Regions from separate parts of the Homo sapiens genome. Here regions 1 and 2 are each linked to region 3. A link is a contact called in ENCODE Hi-C or POLR2A ChIA-PET data. All regions are on one chromosome and are shown on one strand. The core of a region is the stretch at or near the end of the contact, and the rest is flanking DNA. Distances in the headings are between cores, read along the strand shown. Region 1 has its middle 92 kb from the start of UBL3. Region 2 holds the start of LINC00544 (long intergenic non-protein coding RNA 544). Region 3 has its middle 48 kb from the start of USPL1.

Region 1 (2,700 bases), core at 176-2,675, 810 kb before region 3:
TTCTCCTGCCTCAGCTTCCTGAGTAGCTAGGATTACAGGCACATGCCACCATGCCAGGCTAAGTTTTGTATTTTTAGTAGAGATGGGGTTTCACCATGTTGGCCAGGCTAGTCTCAAACTCCTGACCTCAGGCGATCCGCCCGCCTCAGCCTCCCAAAGTGCTGGGATTACAGGCATGAGCCACCACTCCTAGCTCAGGTATTTCTTTATAGCTATGCAAGAATGGACTAATACAAGTTTGATTAGTTTTTATGTGGGGGTATTAATACTCCCACGGAACCACCATTCATTTCAAGATACAGGATATTTTCAGCACCCCAGGAGGTCCTCTCATTCTCTCTCCTGGTCAATAGCATCCCCCACAAAAAGTGGCCATTTTTCTGACTTCATCATCATAGGCTAGTTTTGCCTGTTTATGAACTTTATTTAGAGCTCATACAGTATATATTATTTTACGTCTTCCCTTGAAGTTTTTTCCCTTCAAGTTTCTTCCCTTGAAGCTTCTTTCCTTGAAGTTTTTTCATGTAGCAGTAGTGTGTTATGTCGCTTTGTGATATTTCATTGTATGAACACACACCACCATTTAAAAACCCATTCTGTTGTTAATGGACATTGTGTTGCTTGTAGTTTCTTAATGAAGTGGCTCTCTTGTGCTTGTCTCCAATGGACAGATGCATTCTTCATGCTGGATATTTATCCTGGGGTATAATTGTTACATCAGAGGGTATAAATATACTTTTAGCTTCGGTAGATACTACAAAAGTTTTGTGAAATGATTGTTCAACTTACATTCCACCTAAGAATATCTGAGTATTTCAGTTGCTCTGAATCCTGACACTTGCTATTGTCAGTCCTTTTCATTTTAGCCCTTCTGGCAGGGCTGTAGTGCTATTTCACTTGGTTTTAACATTAAATAGATGAAAATGGCATGCCTATAAAATGGAGTATTGTAGAGCTATAAGCAAATGCGTTTTCAAAGATTTAATATTCTGGGAATATGCTTGTGATATGTAAAGATGAAAATCACATACAAACTCTGTATATAGTACTCTTTTATTTTTATTTTAATGTATACATATTAATAAAGAGGACTAGTGGAAATTCACCAAGATATTAAGAGCTGATTTTGGATAGTGGGATTCATTTTTTTTTCACCTCATACTTTTCTGTAATCATGAGATTACAGTCCTACAATGGAAAAATATCAATTTTAAAAAACAGAAAAAAATTATGTCATATTTTTAAGAGTAGTCTTTGCGTGAGAAAATGAAACTTCAATGTTCAAAGAATAAATGGGACTTCTCTGGGCCTGTTTTATCATCTGTAAAATGGACCTACGTCACGACCACAGAACAGTGCTTGTCACTAAGTAAACAGTCAATAAATGACAGCCTTAAAATACAGAACACTCCCAGGATGGCAAAGGAGGCAGTGCCCTCAGGGGAGTCAGGGGTCAGAGCAAGAAAGTGAAGGTAACTTTCAGAGAGGAGGTCGAGGGCATATGGCAAGTTTCCAATGGAGCCTGACCTCCAGAGGCCAGTGAAGGGTTTCTGGAATGGGGGATGGTGTGTGACAGAAAATGGGAATAGAAAAGGGGATGTCCTGGGCCCACAGAGAGACTCCAGTGAGGACGCTGAGAGGTGACGTGGCTGTCTGCGGTTCCTTGTGGTCTCAGAGCAGATGATAATGGTGAGGTTGCGACAGAGTGCCTGGGGCTTGCCCTCCACTTCTGACAATGAAACTGGGAGAGGAACAGGTTACTCAGAGTGCATGAGGTCCTTTAGAACTCGGAAATATAACTTTAACTGGGTCTGGTGACTTGAACCAAGGTAGCTGGGCACCTGCTTCCTGTCTTCATCACCTCGGTTGGTTTCCAGTTCCACATTAACTGTTCTTATTCCCAGCTTTAGAGTGTGCTCCCTTCTAGGGCATCTGCTCCAAGCCATAGGTGTTCAGATTTAAGGTGGGTGGTATGAGGCCCAGGCATCGATATTGAAAAGTAAAAAATTATAACTCCCTAAGTGATTCTAATGTACAGCCACACTTGAGAACCATGGGATGTATCCCTGCTGTCTTTTGTGTGACCATAACAAATATGTAGTTTTTATTATTTTTCTGTCAACTCTAGCTCATCCCAGGCCTTTCCAACATTATTCTCAGAGGTGTTTGGCACTTATATTCATCCTTGATTTATATATCCAAACTCCCACTTTCTGTTCGTGTCTTTTAAAATTATGAGATTGGAGAGCTGACTTGTAGCCACAATGGTCTCTTTAGATACCTCTTTTCCCTTCATCAGAATAATTTGTGACTATATAGCAGATACTTATTTTTCAGAGATCTGAATACACAGAAGCATCTTCATATTTTATCTCATCTTTTTGTAAGCTTATTTCATAAGGTTTGGAGTAGATGTTGATGCCTAACACTGTCTTCTATGTATATCATGCTTTGAACTGGAAAAAGCGCCAATGAACAGACTACTTCTCAAGAAGTACAGAGCATCGGGCCCCACAATTAGCAAAGTCAGCAGCTCCTCCAATGTATAGATTCAATGGTATTCCTATCAAACTACCAATGACATTCTTCCCAGAACCAGAAAAAAAACTATTTTAAATCCCATATGGAACCAAAAAAGAGCCCCAATATCCAAGGCAATCCTAAGCAAAAAGAACAATGCTGGAGACATCAGAGGCATCA
Region 2 (2,700 bases), core at 180-2,679, 630 kb before region 3:
TCTAGCTGTAAGCCTGGGGATTGGAAGACTTGGCACAGTCTTTCCTCCCCAAGGGTGCCGTGCTGATGATGTTTGCAGAGTGCATCACACTCCTCTGATAAAAGGTGTCTCCTGAGTACAAAGTATCATTGTCACTATATTCCACAATGTGGCTAAATATAGGTGTGCACCAATCTGCTGAAGAGCAGAGTGTCTCTTCAGCATTTGCCTGGGAGGAGCAAGTGGCCCAGTGGCTGCATAGGATGCAGCAGAAAAGAGCTGGCATGCAGCAGCAGTGTACCTGAGACCAGGGCATGGGGAGAGGGAAAGGCCCTGCATGCCCCCCTGGTGGGCAGCCCCAGCCCACTTGGTGACAGTGAGGCCTGAGTGCAGCAAGGCTGGAGTCATGCTGTGAAAGCCCACAGTAGCAGAGCCCCTGCCAGGAATATAGCAAGGAGATCACAGATCACAGAGTACATTGCACCTGCCCCATGCAGTGGCGGAGCAAGACGCTCAAGGGTCTGGAGTTAAGAGGGACCATTTGAGGTTAAGAGGGAAGGAGTCTCCCTTGTTTTGGTTTTTGTTTTTTGTTTTCCCACACAGTCCCAGAGGGTACTGTGGTGTTCTGACACACTCCCTGTGTCAGAGCTGTTTTTTCATTATGACCAAGACAGAGCAGGTGTGAGAGCTGAGCATCCTCCCCTTGCTGTGCTCCTCTGGTCTCCAAGGCACCCTCCCCATGCGCTGCTTCCTTCCACTTACCGCCCTCGCACGGCACCACATCCTGAGCTCTGCTTGTTCCCTCTTCAGACTGGCAGGTGGTTATAGAGGTGTTTGGGGTGTCAGCTCTGAAATGCTAAAAATAAAACCAGGCTTTCTATCCTGGGATGTCTCATTAGTTTGCTTACAAATGAGTCCCCCTGCAGTTTTTCAGCAATTGGCTAACAAGCTCTAATTTGAGCGTTTGGGCTGGACCTTGGCTCAGTGGGAGCAGACGCGGAGCAGACGCCTTCTCGGAGCTGCCTGTTTGGGGAAGCTGGTCGTTTCCACTCTAGCTCAGCCTCCCAGAACAGGGAAGCTGCAGGAAAGTTGACAAAAGCACAGCAAAGCAGGGAGAGCCTCCTCGGTAGAGAGCAACGACCAGGTGGGTGTGGGTGTGGAGAGCAGTGGGGCCCACCTGGGCAGGTGCGGGGGGATGGGAGGAGGGGCTGAGAGTGCTCTCTAAGTTAAGGTCACGGTGTAGAGGAGAGGACTTGAAAACTTCCTGCAGCAGCTTCGTGGCCCGGTGAAATGTTCTCAGCAGCAAGCATGAAGCTCTGATTTGTAAAAAAATCAATACGGCTTGCATGCCAACTATGCCTTCTCCAATCCTGCATTTGTGATGTCAGAGGTTGTCATTCTGGGCTATGGAGCAAACCTTTCAGGGTTGACCCAGTCCTTCTAGGTCATGTGGAGTGGGCCAGCTTTAATGAACCTGTCTAAAAGGAAGGAAGAGAAAGAGCTCAGCTCCTTAGGGGAACAAGGTGGACCTTGGCAGCTGTCTCACTCCTCACCAGCTCTTCACCTCAGATCTTGTCCTGACTTCCTGGTCCACTAACGGCCTCCTGGATAGAAGAGTCAGGTAATGATCCCTGCCTTTCAATACTCATTGCTCAGTTTCAACAATCATCAACAATTTGCCAATCTCATTTCATCTCTCCTCTTATCTTTTTCCTTTTCTGGAGTATTCAGATCCTCTCACTTTCTGAGTGGAACTAAGAGTCTTCCTCACCTTCATCACCACTATTAGCTTATAAACCTCTTTTAAGGACAGGGATTCACCTCAGCTCAATTATGTTTTGTTACACACGTGGTACCCATCTTCTGTGTTGAGAGATGTTTGAATTATACAGTTTTTAGTGCATTAAGTGTTAGTGTTTGGGATCCAATTTGGCTCACTCTAGATGAGCTATAGAGTCTTCATTTTTTCTCCTCTCCCTTTTTCCTTCTTGAGTTAAAAATCACAGTTACCCAGCCTCCCCATACCTCCCCCCGCACCCTATATTACCACTTGTTTTTCTTTCTTTTTTCTAACCACACCCTGAGGCATTTCACCAGCAACTCTTTATTATCTAACCACAGTTCACCAGCCCAGGAGATGTTCTGAAAATTGACAATGATCATGATATACCCTGGATCCAGAATACTTCTCTATACAATGGGTGTGTATAAAGACAGACAGACCTGCCAGGCTCCATCAGGAAAGCTCTGTGTCTCCTTCACATGTGGAGGGACAGAATATTATCTGGAGATGGAGAATGCTTCTGAGAGCCTCTAGCACAGGGATCCCCAACCCCACAGCCTCGGGCAGGTCCCAGTCCCAGTCTGTGGCCTGTTAGGAACCGGGCCACACAACCGGGGGTGAGCGGTGGGCAAGTGAGCGTTACCACGTGAGCTCTGCCTCCTGTCGGATCAGCCGGTAGCATAAGAGTCTCATAGAAGCGTGAACTCTATTGTGAATTGCGCAAGTGAGGGCTCTAGGTTGGGTGCTTCTTATGAGAATCTAATGCCTGAGGATGAGGCAAAACAGTTTCATTCCAAAATCATCCCCCGGACCCCATCTGTGGAAAAATTGTCTTCCATGAAACCCGTCCCTAATGCCAAAAAATTTGGAGACCACTGCTCTAGTAGGCCTGCCTACTGGGCTTACTTTGTGTATATGAAATTGATAATTATTCCTCG
Region 3 (2,700 bases), core at 38-2,537:
TCATTTGTTATGGCAATGGCAGTATTAGGACTCTAATACACAGTATAAAAAAATAAAAATAGGGCCAGGCGTGGTGGCTCAGACCTATAACCCCAGCACTTTGGGAGGCTAAGGCGGGGAGATCACTTGAGGTCAGGAGTTTGAGACCAACCAGGCCAACATGGTGAAACCCCATCTCTATTAAAAATAAAAATTAGTTGGGCATGGTGGTGTGCATCTGTAATCCCAGTTACTCAGGAGGCTGAGGCAGAAGAATCGCTTGAACCCAGGAAGTGGAGGTTGTAGTGAATGCCACTGCACTCCAGCCTGGGTGACAGAGCTAGACTCCTTCATCCTAGGACACAGCCAAGTCTTACGTAGCAAAAAGAAGTTGTTAAAGGTCTGTAGTTCTGCATTAAGCAACACAGGCATGTACCTATGAATTATATGATTATAAAAGTGCTCGGACAGGCCCATTTCAAACTTGGCCTCTTTCCACCAACTGTGTACTGTTTCTCATTCCATAACTAGAGATTATGTCTTTATATCCTGTCAAAAAAGTGAATTTTTGTGGGCTAAGACATTATCCCTGTGTTAAATGCACCAGTCTTAGTGTAAACAAGCCTAGTTCCTTTTTCATTTTGGCTGTCTAGTATGCATTTGTATATGCTAGGCAGTGTACTAGGCACCTTAAATACATTACCTTGTTTAACCTCTACAGGATTCTGGGAGGTAGGCATTATCCCCATTTTATAGATGAGAACACTGAGAAGACAATGTTCATAAGTGCGTCACTTGTCTGAGATGACATATTTACTAAGTAGCAGAACCAGGCCTCGAGCTACTCAGTCTGATTTCCAAAGCCCCTGCTCTTAATCACATCAACTTCTTTCCTATATCACCTTTCCCAGAGTGCGCTCTCATGGATAAAGAGCAGAAGTATAAGTTACTAGGCAGCAGAAAACTGTAGAGGTGGGAAGATTAGATAAAAAATGTAAATAAGAAGGCTTTAAGACACCAAAATCAAATGTAAATACTTTATAACCTGAATCAGTGCTTGTGTTCATGAGGCTAGAGGTCGTGCATTTTATCTCTAGGTCTGGTGATGCCAATCCTGATCTACAGCCAGCAGCAACAGTTCCCTAGCCTGCCTAGAAGTTTGTAAATGCATGGGCTTTGGTAGGAGGAAGACGAGAGAAAGCAGAACAGATTATTACAAACCCAGTGCATTCCCCCTTGATGGGTCAACAGCGATTTCTTTGTAAGTGAAGGACAGCACACTGGTTTTGATGACTCACGAGAGAGTAGGAGGGAAAAAGAAGTCTGAGGCATTGCCTGGAAGCCTCGCTCTGCTTAAACAAGTACACTAATGGCTCATGCCTGTTACTCCCAGCACTTTGGAAGGCCAAGATGGGTGGATCACTTGAGGCCAGGAGTTTAAGCCCAGCCTGGTCAACATAGCGAGACCTTTTCTCTATTAAAAATAAAGAAGAAAGAAAGTAATAATGATTCAAGTTCTCATTCTCTACAAAATTCACTTATGACTTTCCAAATGCTAGTGAAAACTTTTAGGTATTGCAAAACTGCCTTAATGCATAACGGGATTCTCATTTTACTTAGTCTAAGATGACTTTTTCACTTTGAACTTCTGCATCTTTATGATCGCTTAGCTTTCTGACAAGCAATTTCAGTAAGTGTTTATCAATTTGCATCCACACGCTGACACATAGGGGTCTACTTACATATCCTTCATGTAATTGAGCTTTTGTAAATCATCTTTCTACATGGTACACTTCTGATTTTGTGTGCAGCTTTCTTGTTTAAGCACTGTATTAAATGCTCTGCTTCCTACACCCTTAGGAACAATGAGAATAAAAGCGTAATGTTGGTTACTTCTTCATATCAAAGGAAGTTCATCTCCTGGTTATTAAAAGCTATTATTAAATGGCCATCTTTTTGTGCCCCTGTGTTAAGCACTCTACCAAGATACCATTAAATAGATAAGGGCCACACTCCATAGAGATGATGGTTCTATATTCTGTATTTTCTGGGGGAGTTCTAATTTCATGCAATTCCTTCTTCTTAAATAAAGGCAATTCTCTAAATATATTACCTAATGTGCTTTCACTTTCATATTCTTGTAAGATTTTTCACATAAATCAATTCTCAAAAAATAGTATCATAGGCCTTTTAAAAATAGTCATGTTCAAAAGTCAGGCTCATGAATAAATGTGTGCATTCATTACATATATTTTCATAAATTCAAATTTAAAAGAATAAGAGTAGCTAGAAGGTGGAAGAAAAATCTTATTCTGATTAGGAATGCACAATCACAAGAAAATTTGTGATATATATAGTCATTTTATTCTGTATTGTTTTATTTTGATTTTGGTAAGACAAGAAACAATGTAGAAAGTTTGACAACTTAAAAAAGTAATATGAGTGTGAGAAAGTCCTCTTCCAGGATTAGCAAAAAAATGGTTTTTTTTTTTTTTTTTTCCGAGATGGAGTCTCGCTCTCTCGCCCAGGCTGGAGTGCAGTGGCGCAATCTTGGCTCACTGCAACCTCCGCCTCCCGGGTTCAGGTGATTCTCTTGCCTCAGCCTCCCAAGTAGCTGGGACTACAGGCATGTGCCACCATGCCCGGCTAATTTTTTTTATTTTTAGTAGAGACGGGGTTTCACCATGCTGGCCAGGCTGGTCTTGAACTCCTGACCTTGTG

Evidence for each region. Hi-C counts contacts between places; a loop is a spot of excess contacts on that map. ChIA-PET counts read pairs that join two places held with the same protein, here RNA polymerase II (POLR2A). Pooled maps may share reads with other maps.
Region 1: a map with no recorded cell type shows a loop between it and region 3 (2.8-fold over the local background). The contact joins two enhancer-like sites. A Hi-C loop is called at or near these places in 1 of 37 single-sample maps with no recorded cell type. POLR2A ChIA-PET finds 5 or more read pairs at or near these places in 2 of 52 experiments (CD8-positive, alpha-beta memory T cell and OCI-LY7).
Region 2: a pooled map shows a loop between it and region 3 (3-fold over the local background). The contact joins the promoter of LINC00544 here to the enhancer-like site in region 3. A Hi-C loop is called at or near these places in 6 of 50 pooled maps. POLR2A ChIA-PET finds 5 or more read pairs at or near these places in 2 of 52 experiments (T-cell and activated naive CD4-positive, alpha-beta T cell).

The regions. Positions count from the first base shown.
Region 1 is chr13:29,757,291-29,759,990 of GRCh38, forward strand. No RefSeq gene overlaps it. Among named protein-coding and RNA genes, the nearest start is that of UBL3, 92 kb to the right of the region's middle. RefSeq lists an enhancer at 1,781-1,830. Within about 2 kb of position 1,426, at least 5 of the 41 ENCODE cell types and tissues checked have a DNase peak (open chromatin) inside an H3K27ac peak, as active enhancers do.
Region 2 is chr13:29,935,102-29,937,801 of GRCh38, forward strand. It overlaps LINC00544 (long intergenic non-protein coding RNA 544), which reads left to right and starts at 1,430. Exons shown (of 5, transcript NR_033889.1): 1 at 1,430-1,600; 2 at 2,101-2,180. RefSeq lists enhancers at 494-613, 744-863.
Region 3 is chr13:30,568,833-30,571,532 of GRCh38, forward strand. It overlaps a transcript of HMGB1 not described here. Among named protein-coding and RNA genes, the nearest start is that of USPL1, 48 kb to the right of the region's middle. RefSeq lists a silencer at 1,060-1,354. Within about 2 kb of position 1,288, at least 12 of the 41 ENCODE cell types and tissues checked have a DNase peak (open chromatin) inside an H3K27ac peak, as active enhancers do.